Linked DNA regions of Homo sapiens: region 1 is linked to region 2. A link is an interaction called in ENCODE POLR2A ChIA-PET data of the cell type or tissue named here. Cell type or tissue: MCF 10A. All regions are shown on one strand. Links, peaks and the distances in the headings refer to the core of each region. The heading gives the core; the rest is flanking DNA.

Region 1 (8,343 bases), core at 1,691-6,690, 170 kb before region 2:
CTTACCAGACACAAACCTGGGATGTCATTGAGAAGGGGATTCTGGGAAACGTAGTTCCAGACCTCTTCTCTGGGATATGTAGGGAGACATAGAAGCAGGTGGGGGTAATGAAGCATTGTAGCACACTCAGGAAAATTAAACAAAACATCTTAAATTCCAACAGGAAATGTGTGGCCACACATCCCTTATGAGACCAATGTTCTATAACTGCAAGTTCAATATTATTTTTATTATGCTGGTGTTTCTTAGGCTTTATTGCAATTATAATAACACCTTACCTTGCTATTTATATCCTTTTAAATTTTTGACATTATTTTTTGCTTAGAAGCTTTTTTTTAAAAAAAAAAAATCAGTGCATGAGAAAGTAAAAGACAGCGCCAACTTAGGAAGGACCATGGTCCCAGACAGAAATAGCAGTACCCAGAACTAGAAGAGAGAATCTAGGAATACTAAGGCAGGACAGAGAGATGTATCCCTGGTCCCATGGGAATGAGAAAATTAGCAATTTGGATTAGAGAGTGAACAGTTGAAAAGCAGACACACACAGGGTTCCTGATATTCTGCCAGAATAAGAGAGCTTGAAACCACGAAGGAAAGTTCTGCCAAGGATGAGATGGGAATAGACTGACATTTGAAATTCAATGTATGAGATGATGATGGACCTGGGAGAGCCAGGCCAGGTCTGAGAAAGCAGTGCTGGTGTTGAGAAGTGGATAGATCCTTAGGATGGGGGATAGAGGTTGGGCTAAGGGACAGAGTTGGCTAGGGAGGCATGGAATTTGAAGTTAAAATTATCATGAGAGATGGTTTAGGGAAAGGTGATAAAGGAAAAGTGTGGGTTAATATTATATGGGCCTTAAGTTGTTTTTGGGGTGAGGAGTAAGAGATGGTCTTGTGACTGGGGTGTGGTGGCTGAAGCAGTGAGGACCTGGGATGCTGCTGCAGGTTAGAGAGAAAGTCTCCTACATCATATTAGAGCAGTGTTGGGTTGGGAGATCCTGCAGTAGCAGGCATCTCTGCTCTTCTGAGCTAGGACCTTGAATGGACCAGCTTCTGTTAAAACTGGGCAAGGAAAGATAACATGAATACCATTTTCTTCTTTTATTTTCTTCTTAGTGCCTCATGGTTCCCTTTCACATCAACTCCAGTCAAGGCAATAAATAAATAGTGTATAGGTAATATCTTTTAATAAGCATTAGTTTAACAACATGTGCTCTCTGATACTAAGTAAAATATTCTTTAACATTTTTGTGGTTGCAATAAATAAATGGGAAAATGTATCAAGAAGATTCTAAATTGCTCATTTTTTTACCTTTGTTTTTAGATTTTACTCCTTAATTGAAACTGATGAAAATATTCAAAAGTTTAGTCAATGGAGTGTATGAATATTATTTCAATTTATGTAATGCACAATAGAAATATGCTTAGATTATTTTTAACAAATAACATGGTAGAAAGTGCTATCAACTTTTAATCAACAGAACTCAGCTATGAATATCAGTGTGTGTGTGTGTGTGTGTGTGTGTGTGTGTGTGTGTGTGTAGGATAAGGGTATTTTCCCTGCCTTTTCTTTTCTTTTTATTTTTCTTTTGAGGAAGCAAGACTGAAATTAGCACTAAAATCTGGACCATTTACAAGGTTGCTTGGCTTTATGAAGATTGCAGATATCTAGGCCTTGGGATCCGGTGCCTTAATGCATCTTGTTTTACCCTGAGAGGCACCTCCTTTTTTAGAAATCTTGTCCTTTCAACAAAGGAAAGTCACTGAGTGGTAATTTAATCTTGAAAACTAGCTTGGATTTTCTGGCAACAAAAAAAGAGAAAAACAGTATTGGAAAAAAATAATACTTGCAACTAAAAGCTGGAGAGGAAGGGGGAAAGAACTCCTTGAAAACAATTATGACTCAGGCAGTTTCATCTGTTAAAATGCGTGGTACTAGGTGAAAGAGCTTGAGCATTGTGGGATCTTGTCACCAGCTCCAATTAGGGACCAGCCCAGAGGTCACCAAAAAGAGAAGGTAACTCACAAAAGATTTTCCTCTTTAAGAATATTTTTGTTTTTTACTGATGGAAGAATGAGTTATTTACTTGTTTTTCTAGGACTGCAATATTTTTAGAGATAAGAAAAACAGCACAATAACATTTTTATTGCTCTGGAATAAGGCATGTCACATTTTTTTCATTGGATGTAATCACGGTGTTAAGAATCTGATTGGATTGTGGTTGTTTTTGCTATTGTCACTGAATGTCATATTGGCAACATTTAAAAGCCAGATGTGTCAGGAAGTGATGTGGAAGGGAACTACTCAAAACAAATGTGCGCAGCTGACTTTTAAAATATTTATGCTTTTTTAAACAGAAAGATTATACTTTTCATTTGGATGCTTCTTAAATGATTTATTTTTTGTAATTTACTCAGAAGTAGTGTATTAGTCTGCTGAGGCTGCTATAACAAAATACCACAGATGGGGTGGTGTAAACAACAGGAATTTATTTTCTCACAGCTCTGGAGGTTGGAAGTCCAAGATGAAGATTTAGGCCATTAAGTTTTGGTGAAGTGTCTCTTCCTAGCTTGCAGGTGGCCATCTCATTATATGCGCATGTGACTTCCCTGTAGAGAAAGGGAAACCTCTCTCTCCTTTTCCTATAAGGCCACCAGTCCTATTAGGCCCCATTCTTATGATGTCATTTAACCATAATTAATTATTTTCTAAACACCCTATTTCCAAATACAATCACATAAGGGGTTAAGGCTTCAAATACCAATTTTGGGAGGACATAATTTAATCCAAAGCAAGCAGCTTACACTAAAAGTGTTAGTGTCATAATAAAGACAGGGGTAAGATGTGAAAAATGGTGACTATTCTTAGGGTTCTAGGCATTCTTTTCAGAGTAGCCCTTTCCATTTACACACACACACACACACACACACACACACACACACATACACACACACATTTAGAGAGAAAGACAGAGTAGATTGTTGCCAATGATGGACTATAAAAGTTGACTTCTTTCTTGAAAATGCATTCGTATGAAAATCTGAAAGTGACTCCAAAGATAGCATTAGAATTTGCATTGCATGGCTATTGTTAAGCTTAAGATATACAACACCTTACATTTAGGTTTCATTTACTATTTTTTAAATCTCTCTCCAGGCGAAATATTTTGTGTGATCCTTGCAATTCTTCTGATAGGAAATCTGTCCTTAGGCCTTGGCTGTGTGGCTGAGGGAACTGAGTAATAGCATAGTAGAGACAGCAGTAAATACACTGTAAAATTAGAAGTTCCAGAGAGAAGCTCCAGCTCTTCACCTGCAGGAGGTTAAATTAGTAATCTGGGATATGGGACTCTCTCTCAAACATGAGGGTGTTGTATTGAATGAAATTCCAAGGCTTCTCCTTGTTTTAAAGTTCTGTGTTTCTATGAAACACTAAGAAAATGAAGAGATTTGCTTTTAGCCACACAGTGAATTAATAAAAGTTATGAATTTAAAACTATGTTTTTCTGACTTGCAGCTCATGGAATTTTGCAGAAATATCAAAGCTCTAGCGTCAAGGTTCCTCACCCTAATTCTCTTGACATCATTGGAGTCTTATGTTTCGCTTAACTTCAATGGTTAAAACACAGAAAGGACATCTCCCTTTAAGGCTTAGTAGGAGAAAATACCTGTTTTCTGTTCTATAGAGAGTTGTGTCTTTTCTTAGAAGAGAAAAAAATGATGACTGCAGATGTTTAAGAGGGCGGCTATAAATCCAGTGAGCTATAAACAAGAATTGTGATGAGAACAAAACCCAGTGCCCTTATAGGGAAACCCAGACATGCAAAGATTTGTACATGCGCCTTGGGCTATGGTTGAGTGTTTTAAAGCTGCTTGTGGTGGTGCTAAGAGTTTGTCTGTAAAATGAGACATGAATGATATCTGGCAGAGCTGAAGCTCAAAGAACAATCTGAGGCCGCTTGTGTTTACACTTGCACAATGATAGTTGTAAGCAGATCTTTTTAAACAAGGCAGAACAATTTAGAAGGATTAAGAGATCTAAACTAAGCAGAGTGTGTGCCACAATTTTCTTCCTTTCTAAAGCTTCTTGAAATTAAGCTCCCCATGGTGATAAACCTAGAAGAAAGGGATTTTGAGAGTTCCTTTTAAGAAATTTGCTCCCTATGGGATCTTGTTGCTTGTTCCTTGAGTTTATAATGTCACTTCTTTTGTTCCATGGGGCTAATCCATTTTGGTTATTTTCCATGAGGTAGCAAATAGTTTCAATGAGGTGGCTCCCTGAGGCTAAGGTAAAAGGGCACATAGATTTTCAGTCTCATTCTTTGTTTACATATGTTCAGAATATAATGGAAAATGTCCTTCAGTTCATAAATCATCCTTGTTTTGTCTCCATTCCAAGATAAATTTAGTTTAGGAGAAGTTGCAATACCATTCTCTGTCACTTTTGATTTATGTTAGAATGAAAGAAAAACTCCAATGGTGGATCCCTTCTCTACTGCTGTCCTGGGACTTCATTTAGTATTAGGGTTGCCTTTCCAGTGAAACCACATAATTAGTCCTTTGGCTACTATATTGAACAACAATCTCAATTTCTCACATTCACCCAATGTGGGGGAGAAACTTCAGCATAATACCTTTTGCTGCTTGGAAAGAGCACATATGTTTTGATACATCAAATTGGAAGTCACTCAGAGGAGAGTCATAAGTCCATGACTAAGCTATATATCCAGATGTTTCATCACTGAGTACTTTACCCTGAATAAGAGCATGGCTCAGAATATTACTATATATAAAAACATAGGACTGATTAGCAGGTTCTTGTGGACAGGGAATTCTATATATTTATACATATATAATATACCTTATACTAACCATATAATTACACTCCTATAATACAAGTGATAAATTAATATATTATATATAATAGAAACAATAAAATTAGATTATTGTCATAATATTCATACAATTATGTAGATCTCATTCAATGAACTGTTTTTTGAGTAATTTTATTAATTTAGCTCTCATGTTGACACTGCTAAAGATACAAAAGAAGGGTATGACAGTCCCCGATTCATCCAGAACTCTTAAAATGAAAGTGTTATATATGGTTCCACCAGGCTAGAGGGATATAATACAGCTAAATCGCTTGAATAATTTTTTTTTTTTTGAGACAGGGTCTTGCTCTGTTGCTAGGCTGGAGTACAGCAGTGACATTACAGCTCACTGCAGCCTCAAACTCCTAGGCTCAAGCAATTAGGCTCAAGCGATTCTCCCACCTCAGCCTCCCAAGTAGCTGGGACTGCAGGCACATGCCACCACGCCCAGCAAATCTGAGTAATTTTCATCAAGAAAAGAATAAATTTGCGATTTACTTTTTCAATGTGATTACTTTTTAAGATTGTCAATATAAATTGATGTATAACATTTTACTGCCCCAATAGCTTTCTCTCTCTCTCCCTACCTTACCCGACATCCCTGCATCTTTCTTTTCATTTCTTTTCTTCTTTTTTTTATTGATAATGTTCTAGGCAACCTCTGGTGTTATGCGGAGTTAGGTAGGGCAGGTAGGCTTCAATTGCTTCTGCCTCACCACATCAGTCCCCCTAAGTAGTTCAGAGACCTTTCTGTATGTTCTTTGTTACTGCCCTTCCTAACATGAATGCTCAGCTCAACTTTACTACAGTGAGTACAGTTGCCTTCTTCTATCATATTGATATGGAAGGGAAGTGCTGGGAAGGGAAGAGTGTGGTCCCTTTAAATGATACAGAACAGGGAAGGGAAGGGCATGGTCCCTGGCTGGGGCTCCATCTCCCAGGCCTGTGCCCACAGACCTAGGTGAGGACAGGTATTTTTGTTTTCCAGTCCAGATATTTCATTTCCCAAGACCACTCTGACCTGCCACGCCACCCATCTTGTGCCTATGAAAACTCTGGAGACCCTAGCAGGCAGGCACACAAGTGGCTGGACATCAAGAGGAGCGGATCGGTGGAAGAAGATACAGGTAGCTGGACGTCGAGAGCAGCACATCAGTGGAGGAACAGATGGGCAGTTGGATGTGGAGAGGAGCGCATCAACAGGCACCGATACACTGGCAGGCCACCGACCAGCAGAAGAACAATGCAGAGTTTGACTTGGGGCAGTAGGAGGAGAGCCCAGTGCCATGTGGCACTGAGAAGAATGTATATACTGTTGATTTGGGGTAGACAGTTCTGTAGACATCTACTGGTTTCACTTGATCCAGTGCTGAGTTCAAGTCCTGAATATCCTTGTTAATTTTCTGTCTGGGTGATCTGTCTAATACTGACAGTGGAGTGTTAAAGTCTCCCACTATTATTGTGTGGGAATCTAAGTCTCTTTGTAGGTTTCTAAGAACTTGTTTTATGAACTGGGTGTCCTGAGATATCCTGAGATATCTTGTATTGTGTGCGTGTATATTCAGAATAGTTAGCTCTTCTTGTTGAATTGTTCCCTTTACCATTATGTAATGCCCTTCTTTGTCTTTTTTGATCTTTGTTGGTTTAAAGTCTGTTTCTTCAGAGACCAAGATTGCAAGCCAAGCTTTTTTATTTGCTTTCCATTTGCTTGGTAAATTTTCCTCCATCCTTTTATTTTGAGCCTGTGTGTGTCATTGCACATAAGATGGGTCTCCTGAATACAGCACACCGTGGGTCTTGACTCCTTATCCAATTTGCCAGGCTGTATCTTTTAATTGGGTCATTTAGCCCATTTACACTTAAGGTTAGTATTGTTATGTGTGAGTTTGATCCTCTCATCATGATGCTATTTGGCTATTTTGCACACTAGTTGATGCAGTCTCTTCATAGTGTCATTGGTCTTTATATATTGATGTGTTTGTGAATGGCTGGTACTGGATTTTCCTTTCCACATTTAGTGCTTCTTTCAGAAGCCCTTGCAGGGCAGGCCTGGTGGTAATGAAATCCCACAGCATTTGCTTGTCTGGAAAGAATTTTATTTCTCCTTTGCTTATGAAGCTTAGTTTGGCTGGATATGAAGTTCTGGGCTGAAAATTCTTTTCTTTAAGAATTTTGAATATTGGTCCCCAATCTCTTTTGGCTTGTAGAGTTTCTGCTGAGAGGTCCACTGTTAGTCTGATGGGCTTCCCTTTGTAAGTGACCTGGCCTTTCTCTCTGGCTGTCCTTAATAGTTTGTCCTTCATTTCGACCTTGGAGAATCTGATGATTATGTGTCTTGCGGTTGACTTTCTCATGGAGTATCTTAATAGTGTTCTTTGTATTTCCTGAATTTGCATGTTGGCCTGTCTTGCTAGGCTAGGGAAGTTCTCCTGGATAATATCCTGAAGCGTGTTTTCCAGCTTGTTTCCATTCTCCTCATCTCCTTCTGGTACTCCAATCAATTGTAGGTTCAGTCTTTTCATTGAAGTCCCTTATTTCTGGGAGGCTTTATTCATTCCTTTTCATTCTTTTTCTTGTATGCATACCTTATTTCAGTAAGGTGGTCTTCAAACTCTGATATCCTCTCTTCTGCTTGGTTGATTCAGCTATTGATACTTGGGTATGTTTCAGGAAGTTCTTGTGCTGTGTTTTTCAGCTCCATCAGGTCATTTATGTTCCTCTGTAAACTGGCTATTCTAGTTAGCAATTCCTCTAACCTCTTATCAAGGTTCTTAGCTTCTTTGCATTGGGTTAGAACATGCTCCTTTAGCTCATCACAGTTTTTTATTACCCATCTTCTGAAGCCTACTTCTGACAGTTCATCCATCTGTTCTTCCATTCAGGCACCCTTGATGGAGAGATGTTGTGATCATTTGGAGTAGAAGAGGTCCTCTGGCCTTTTGAGTTCTCAGCATTTTTTTCTTTGATTCTTTCTTATCTTTGTGAGTTTGTCTAGCTTTGGTTTTGAGTCTACTGACCCATGGATGGGGTTTTTGTGGGGGCCTTTTGTTGTTGTTGATGCCATTGTTGCTGCTTTCTGCTTGTTTGTTTTTATTTCAATAGTCAGGTCCCTGATTTGTAGGGCTGCTGCAGTTTGCTGGGGATTTGCTTCAGGCCTTATTCATCTGATTCACGTTCCCCATGTGGCTCTTAGGTGGGCCACCGCACCACACTGTTCTTCCTTCTCTTCATGGGTCATGCCAGACTTCTAGTCAATTTTGATGAGAGAAACTGGATACCTTGGTTGCCAGTGAAGGATTCACATGCATATTATGGTATTTTTCGATGGGAGTCTCTGAACACAGCTGCTTCTAGTCTGTCATCTTGGCCTCACCAATATTGCTGATTTTCATTTAGCTGTAAAAATAACATCATTTCCTCTAATTTTAAGAAAGGACAATGGGGAAAAAGTATTTTGAATCTATCCCAT
Region 2 (8,343 bases), core at 1,161-6,160:
GTATTAAAATGTCCCTCTATAAGTGAACAAGCTTCAGGTCATTTCTGCCTGACTAATGAGAGCTCAATAGGATCTCCCACAATCTCACCCCCTATTGCTGCCTTGAGACAGTACCTTGTCCTTTGTGTAGGATAATGTGTGGGCAGCTTTACCATAATAGATGTCATTCAAAGGAGGGACAACCAAAAGCTGAATGCTGCCTGCGTTGCAGTCTTGGTTTAGTTTCCTAAACCCTTCACCAGAGGAAAACAATAGTGTAAATGACTAACTTCCGTGACTAGCATAGAAGTATATTTAACAGATATGTGTTGGATGTATAGTTCATTCATATACTAATAACTGACAATAGTTCTCGAAGACCTAGAGTTTATTTATCATTATTGCAAGCCCTGTGGAGAATACAAATGAAATAAAGAACAAGCCAACAAGCCTTGATTATGGCTACAGAGTTTGACTTATACATATTGTGGCCCAGTACATTCATTTCAATCCTGAGTGTGTTTAAAAAAAAAAATCCCATGGCAATCCTACCTTTGCTTTTTTTTTTTTTTTTTGGAAAAAGAACAAACTACAACTAATAAATAGAGGAATGTCATTTCAAAAGAGTTATAATAAACCATTTCCTAATAAGATACATGAGTAATTTATTATTTTCTTTATAAGCAAAAAGAAGTTTAAATAACTGAATTTTAATTTTAAAATAGTGCCTTATAAACTTTAAAATAACTAGTAATTTTCCTCCATTCCTTTACAATATACTACAAGATGTCTAAGTAATTCACATTCATAGACAAGTCACCACTGAAGAAGTGCTATCATATAGCAATTGAGGAGTGTTAGCTATATCTCACCATTAACAATGGGGACAGTCTGATTCTACTTTAATCTACAACACATACTTATTTTTTAAATCTACATCTTTGAAATTTTATGTCAAAACTACATGGATGAACATGTATAGTTTTATACACTATAGGTTGTAGGGTTGACCAAATAATTCACAGCAAGAAAAATTGGTATTATTGAAAATAAGCTATTACTTATAATGTAAAAGCAAAAATTGCTGCAATCAATAAGTAACCACAATCAATTTAAGTTAACACGGAATGCACTGATAGCATATGATGTTTTTAAAATAGAGTAATTCCAACTATTCTTTCTACACAAAGCCTGTATGGCAGTCAGAAGTCTTAGAAGATTATGAAAATACTTAGGAACTCTTTGTAATGTATTAAATTTTGTTATGACTACAAGAATTTAGTAACCTCTAAAAGGTGGTCATAGATAGCTTTTAGTTGTGCATACAACCTATAGCCTATTGACCTGTTAATCATTTAACAATAAGGATTTAGGACATTGGGAGGGCTTCTGACCCCACTACTATTCATGCCCTGAAAACAGCCTTATGGAGGTGGCAGGATAATAATTCATGAGTCAGTGAGTGTAATTTATATGTTGGTATATGTCAGTCACAATACATTGAATTTTTTGTGACATTTTTCAGAGCAGTAACTATAAAAAAGTGAATTCTAAAGAAAACAAAAGAGTTGAAGGAAAACAAGATGTTTTATAGCTGGTGCTGGTGCAGAGCAAAACCCTCTCTGCTTGACGGTTAGCAACTGAAACACAGTTTTGATTGATACTTCTTTGGGCCATCTCTTTTATAAATGATAATGACAAACCATAACATAATTTTTAAAAAGAAAAGAGAGGAAAGGACATTTGGGCTTTCTTTCAGTAGTTAATCATGGGAAAGCTAAGGAAGGAAGCCTTCCTGGGTGGAGGGAATGATGTAGTCCATTGCCCGCTCTCTCTGGGACACCCCTCTCTCTGGGACTAGCTGAGAACAAGTAGGGACTAACTACTTTTGGCAAAACAACTGTCACAAGCCAGAAATGAAACAAAGGTCCCTACTTATAAGGAAACAGAAAGAGATGAGTGACCTAAGGCCTAAACTTCAAAGCAGTATCTTTGGAGTATTTTCTAAGGAAAATCAAGCAAGCTCTGAATAAAATGACTCATTTATTTCCTTCTCCTGTCTTTGGGATTGTCAAACGTCAATATGTTGAAGTTATGCTTACTAAAATGCAAAAATGCTGGTATTTCATTAATTGAGGCAGAATGCTCATACTTGTTCCCCAACTGATGCTATCAAGAGAGAAGGGTCGATGAGCTACACTTTGAGAAGCATTCCTGCCTCTCTCTACCCTCCTTCTTTGGGAGATCACCTCCCTCATACTTCACAGGGAAAACTGAAGAAATCAGCGTAAAGTTGCCTGAACTTCTCACTCTATAAAAATATTCACATTTGCAGCCATCCATTCTTTCTGACTGTCAGATAGGGGCAATGTGGCCTTTGTTCTGTTCCAGACTAATCTTCTCTCCTCTCTCCCACCCACTCTTATTTGCAGAGGGTCAACATGAATCTATACCCTTTCTTTCTCTCTCTCCCATTTGGTGGTTTTCCATCAGCTTTTAAACATCCATATCCTCCACCTCAACGTATCATCCCTTGATTATCCTCTGTTCATCCTTCAATCTCCCTCTATCTCTCTGTTTTCAATTGTACATTTGGAAAACATTTACCTATGCTCATTGCCTCTATTACTTTCCCATTCATCAACTCCTTATCCGCCTTTTCCTGGCTTATGCCAATGTATCCTCTAAAACTCCTCTAACAAGACCTGTTAGCTCCATGTCAGCACTGCTTTGGAAACTTTTTAGATCAAGCTTATTGAATTTCTTAAGTTTACCTCTCCCCTTTTCGTGACATATTGTTTTCTCTTTGTTTTCTTGGCATGTAAACAAACAAACAAACAAAATGGTTGTGCTTCTGTCTCTCTCAGAAGAGGCTTTCAGTTTTTTTGAGTCTCTTAGGCCAGTTGTCTTCCTGTTACACAATTATTCAACATCGAGTATCCTCTTAAACTTTTTTCACTGCTTGTTTTAAACCCTATTTCTATGTGGTCTCATTAATATAGTTATGTATATGCTAACAAGTCCCAAAGGTACATCCATTAGCTTGACTTGTTTTCTTAGTTCTAGACCTAGATGGCTACTTGTCATTCCTTACACATATATCTCACAGATACCTCAAACTTACTAAGTACAAAGTTACACTCATGATCTCTTTATAACTGTTAGTATTTGATATTTTGTTTCTTATTTTATGACCAGAAGATACCAGTTGTTCAGGCCAGAATTCTGAGAGTCATCATTTACTTCTCTATTAATATAATCCCCCCATACAAATAATAAATGCCGTTAACCTACATCATAAATATGTTTTTAATTCACTTATTTGTCTCTTATCTCTACTCACACCCACCATTGCCATCTAGGCCAACTCCATTTATTGACAGGATGAATACAACTATATTTTCATAACTGTCTATCTTACATCAATTATTGTCACCTTTCAACTTATTTTCTCTATCTTTGACCAATGACCTTACAAACGTGAAGTTTGTCATTCTCTGGTTTTAAAAAGAAGTCATGAACTCAAGTGTGCCAAGATCCAGGCCAACACATGAGTGAGTTGAGGACTGTTGAACTTGAGATTTTATGGTATCCTCTCTAAAGGGGCAGACACTACTTAACTTTGGCTGATTGTTCCCCATAGAAATACATGGTCAGTGTTTCCTGGTCATCTATTTTTTTTCAAGAGAAGAGGTACTTATTTGTTCTTTTCTAACAATAACCCACATGTAAGTATTTGTTTAATATATCATTCCCTACTGTGCTCTCAGCACCATGAAAGCTGGGGCCTCAGCTATCTTTTTCACTGCCTGGCACATAACATGCATTCAGAAAATATTTTTTTTCAACAAGTAAATGCATGAGTCAAATCAAGAGAAGAACAGAGGAGAAAGTGAGTCATAATGCCTACAATGGCCAAAATATTGGCTAACATAGCTGAATAATTTTGAAATTTTTTATTTTTTTCAGAGACAAGGTATTGTTCTGTCCCTCAGGCTGGAGTGCAATGTCACAATCATATCTCACTACAACCTCGAACTCCGGGGCTCAAGCAATCCACCCACCTAAGTCTCTGAAATACATGGGGCTACAGGAGTGAGACACCGTGCCCAGCTTTTATAGCCGAATCTCGAAAAGTGAATAGGATTTTCTCAGTTACACATTGTGAGGAAGTATATTTCAGGCTGGAAAAGAACATGTGCAAATATACAGTTGTATGCAATCATATGATCTATTAAGGGAACTCTAAGACATTTGGTGCTGATAAGATACGGTCAAGGGATGGGGTAGCTGCAGATTGAAACAGTGAAGTCCCAGAGAGCTCAAGTGGACAGTTATGCCGTATCTCAGCATTTGAACTCCATCTGACGAGTTAGAGAGCCAAAGATTCACCTTTTAGAAAAATAGTTGTATCAACATTATGAAGAATGAATTCTAGGAGAAAGAGGCCAGAAGAAGGAATGCTGGTTAAGAAACTATTACAGTTACTCATGTAGAAAATGATAAAGGAATTAGTTGAAGAAACAGCATGGAGCTGGTGGAGGTGGATTTGAGAGACAATTAGGAGTAGAATCCAAAAGCTCTACAAGCCGCCCCCTTAGCACAACGGCCACACTAGTTATTTGCTATTCTTAGATAAACATTGCATTTTGTTGCCTCTGTGTGTCTCCTCAAGCTACTCTCTACACCTGAACTGGATTTGTGTTACCCAAGAAGGGTAATAAATATGACTTTATTTGTTCTTTAAGGTTTTGATTCTCAAAGTGTGGTTTCAGAACCAACAGCAATGACCTCACCTGAGAGCTTATTAGAAATGCAGAATCTCAGGTCCCATCCAGACCCTAGTGAATCAGAAACTGCATATTGACAAAATCCTCAGGAGATTCATACCTACACTAGCCCACACTAGAATTTCACAAGCCCTGTTTAAATCTCAGCTTAAACCTCACTTAATCCAAGAAACCCTTTTTGGTTTTCCTGATCTTTCTGATTCATTAAAATAAATAAAGCTGACTAGTATTATGTTTAACAGTTTCTAGGTATCAGTTTCACTTATATCATGGTTATTTATACATGTGCCATTTGCCTTTTACTCCTTCCTAAATTATTAGCTCTAGGAGGCAGGAGCAGATCCCAATCCCATTGGTATTACCCATAGCTCCTATTCAAGACTTGACTTCTGATAGGCTTTCCCCAGAGATAGTGATGGTGACTTCTCTTGCTTCACTTGGCAGGCAAGTTGAGTCTCCAAGTCTTATGATAATGCATCATGCTGATTTCCTGACTTTCTTTGTCCATCCCTTGATAATGATCTCTTGGCTTTAGTAAAGCACTGTCCATGTTTAATTAATTAAATTCCTCTATTTGTATTTGGAAGTGTTAGAGATGCAAAATTTATTCATTTAAAAAACACAAAGGATCTAGACAATCTTACAAGGGACTTCTTAGCAGTAGTCTTCAAAATGTAATATTTTGCTGAATTTTGGTAATATTGGCTTGAAAGAAATCTCTTTCAGAGCTCACCATACTGTCAGCATGACTGAAAGGAATTAATACATTTTTCTATCATAAAAGCACTGAATTTCCTGTGGCCAATGTGATATAACCAGCACCCTTCTGAATTATTTTCCATTTGTTTTATGTTTAAAATTTAGAAGAAAATACAACGTGGTAGACTAGGCTAAATTTAACATATAATCCTGTGAAAGTTTTCCTTTTTTGGATGGCATATTGAGTTAAGGTTTTTTAAAAAGTGAGTCCCTCAAAACATCATTCTCTCTTAAGCAGCAGCGTGTACTTTGAATGGTTTGGAACTAAGTGTTTTAGATTAAAAAAAAAAGTCTTTCTTAAATAACATGCAGCTAACAGCTGGAAAAAGGGTAGTGAAGCGGTAAACTGTCCATTATGTTTAAAGAACAACTTGGCTAAAATCCTTCCTTCTCATTAAAATCACTGAGTGTGCCTTCAGAATTTATGTAACTGTACTTAGGGTTTCTGTTAAACCCATTTATTATTTTTTTTTTCATTTCTAATCTAGACTAAATAATTAATCCATGTCAATTTAGAATTCCTTACTACTTTTTAAAAGTGTATGTTAGCCTATTTTTAGTTTCCATGAGAATTAGTAATAATGAATTTTCAGAAAGTAAAAATAATGAGGCTTTCTGGAAGAAACCACTGGATGTTTTACAAGTTAGCAAGGTGTGCTTTCAGTTTAAAATCATTCCACTGTGTTTCTTGTGAGGTTTCTAAAAAATCAGATAGAACTTTAAATGACATTCAGAGTTGAGGAAAGAGGTGAGGAGAAAAGGAAGCAGCACCCATTATTATGGATTTGAGTAATTCATCGAGTGATTCAGATGTAGTAGTTCTATTACCATTTTCTTTGACATGGTCCAAAAGCAAAGGTCAAGGTCGCTACACTTGTGTCCTTTACCCAATGCCACAGTCAGTTTAGAAAACTGTGCTTTAACTTACAATGATAACATCAGAGTGGGCTTTAAATTCAGATCCACCTATAGGTTTAAGACTCATTAGATTTATCCTTGTCCGGCCGGGTGCTGTGGCTCACACCTGTAATCCCAGCACTCCAGAGGGCCAAGGCGGGTGAATCACTTGAGGTCAGGGGTTCGAGAGCAACCTGACCAATATGGTGAAAATCTGTCTCTACTAAAAATACAAAAATATTAGCCGGGCGTGGTGGTGCACACCTGTAATCCCAGCTACTTGGGAGGCTGAGGCAGGAGAATTGCTTGAACTCAGGAGGCGAAGGTTGCAGTAAGCCAAGATTACACCATTGCACTCCAGTCTGGGCGAAAACAGCAAAACTCCTCAAAAAAAAAAAAAAAGGGAAAAAAAAAAAACACCGTTTCTCAATCTTCTGTCTCCTTTATAGTTGCTCTTTGAAGATAATGGATATTTTTTCTATGCCTTCTATTTTCTATATATCTTCTTGCCCCATTCCACTCTCTGCCTCCTTAGTTTTCTCTTTTTCTTTTTCTTTTTTCTTTTTTTTTTTTTTTTTTTTTTTTGCAGTGGCTTAATCTTGGCTCACTGCAGTCTCTGCCTTCGGGGCTCAAGTGCGTCTCCTGCTTCAGCCTCCTGAGTACCTGGGATTACAGGCCCCTGCCACCATGCCTGGCTAATTTTTGTAGTTTTAGTAGAGACGGGGTTTCACCATGTTGTCCAGACTGGTCTCGAACTCCTGACCTCAGGTGATCCACCTACCTCGGCCTCCTAAAATGCTGGGATTACAGGCATGAACCACCGCACCCAGCCCTTTGTTTACTTTTATCCATTTGTTTTATGTTTAAAATTTTATGAGAAAACAGCATTGTAGAATAGACACTTTTTTTTTCTTTTTCTTGCTTTAGGTTTTCTGAATTTCTGGCATCTGGAACTTAGGAAACTATCAGCCATTATTTATTTGAATATTCCTTCTGCCACATTTTCTGTCTCTTCTAACCATGACACTCCAATTAAATGTATGTTGAAAGTTTCATGCATATTCTCACTTTTTTTTAATGATCTGTGCTGTTTCATTTATTCCTCTTTTTTTGGCATATGTTTCTGTTTAGGAATTTTTGTCCTAACATGTCATTTAGTTCAAAACTAATGTATATAGTCTTATGTTAAAGCCATCATTGTATCAATCTTAGATATTATATTTTTAGTTTTAGAATGCCCATTTGAATCTTTTTTATTAAATCCAAATTTTGGTCAAAATTATCCATCCTTTCATCTATTCTTTCCATTCTTTTTTTAATTTTCTAGCTTGTATTATTTCTATAGTTATCAGCCCTGTTATTTTCACAGTCATTAAGTAAAGTCCACATTTTATTATTCCAATAACTGGCTCTTCTATTTCCATTGTCTGTACTATTTTTGATCATGTTTCCATTTATCATATTGACTTATAATTTTAATATAATGCACAATATGGTGTATAAAAATCATATAGTCTTTGGATGATGTTATCTTCTTCCACAAAAGGTTGACCCTGAATTCAAGCAGGCAGCTTAAGGGGGAGCAAGTCTCCCTAATCCAATTAAGGACTGAGCTGAGTCCAGACATTTTTTTGCAGTTTGGTGAAGCTCATTCAATTACTCTTTCAATTTGATCTAAAGAGTTAGATCTCCAAGAACCACAACTGAGATCCTGAAATGTTTATTAAAACTCTATTTTTATGATCAGATCTGAACACCAATTTTAGCTTCTTAGTACTTTAAGATTACTAAATATTCATTCTATGCTTTTGTGGCATTTGACTTGGCTGCTTAATTTCTTATTTTGTAGAACTTAACAATTTGGCAAATGCCTCAGAATGACAGGCCTTCAATCCATTTCTCTCTATTTTTTTTTTTT

What was found. Peaks named below come from ENCODE experiments on the same cell type or tissue, not always from the same donor. Only the 100,000 strongest peaks of a DNase experiment are listed, where the experiment ranks them.
Region 1: POLR2A ChIA-PET joins it to region 2 with 12 read pairs; 1 of 35 experiments calls an interaction of 5 or more read pairs at or near these places.

The regions. Positions count from the first base shown.
Region 1 is chr21:27,043,546-27,051,888 of GRCh38, forward strand. No RefSeq gene overlaps it. Among named protein-coding and RNA genes, the nearest start is that of ADAMTS5, 81 kb to the left of the region's middle. In MCF 10A, for the core only: no CTCF peak of the experiment used is centred there; DNase peaks (open chromatin) are centred at 3,886, 4,386 and 4,666.
Region 2 is chr21:27,215,403-27,223,745 of GRCh38, forward strand. All of the region lies in intron 2 of LOC102724355 (a long non-coding RNA gene), which reads right to left. All of the region lies in intron 2 of LOC105372759 (a long non-coding RNA gene), which reads left to right. Among named protein-coding and RNA genes, the nearest start is that of ADAMTS5, 250 kb to the left of the region's middle. In MCF 10A, for the core only: no CTCF peak of the experiment used is centred there; a DNase peak (open chromatin) is centred at 3,919.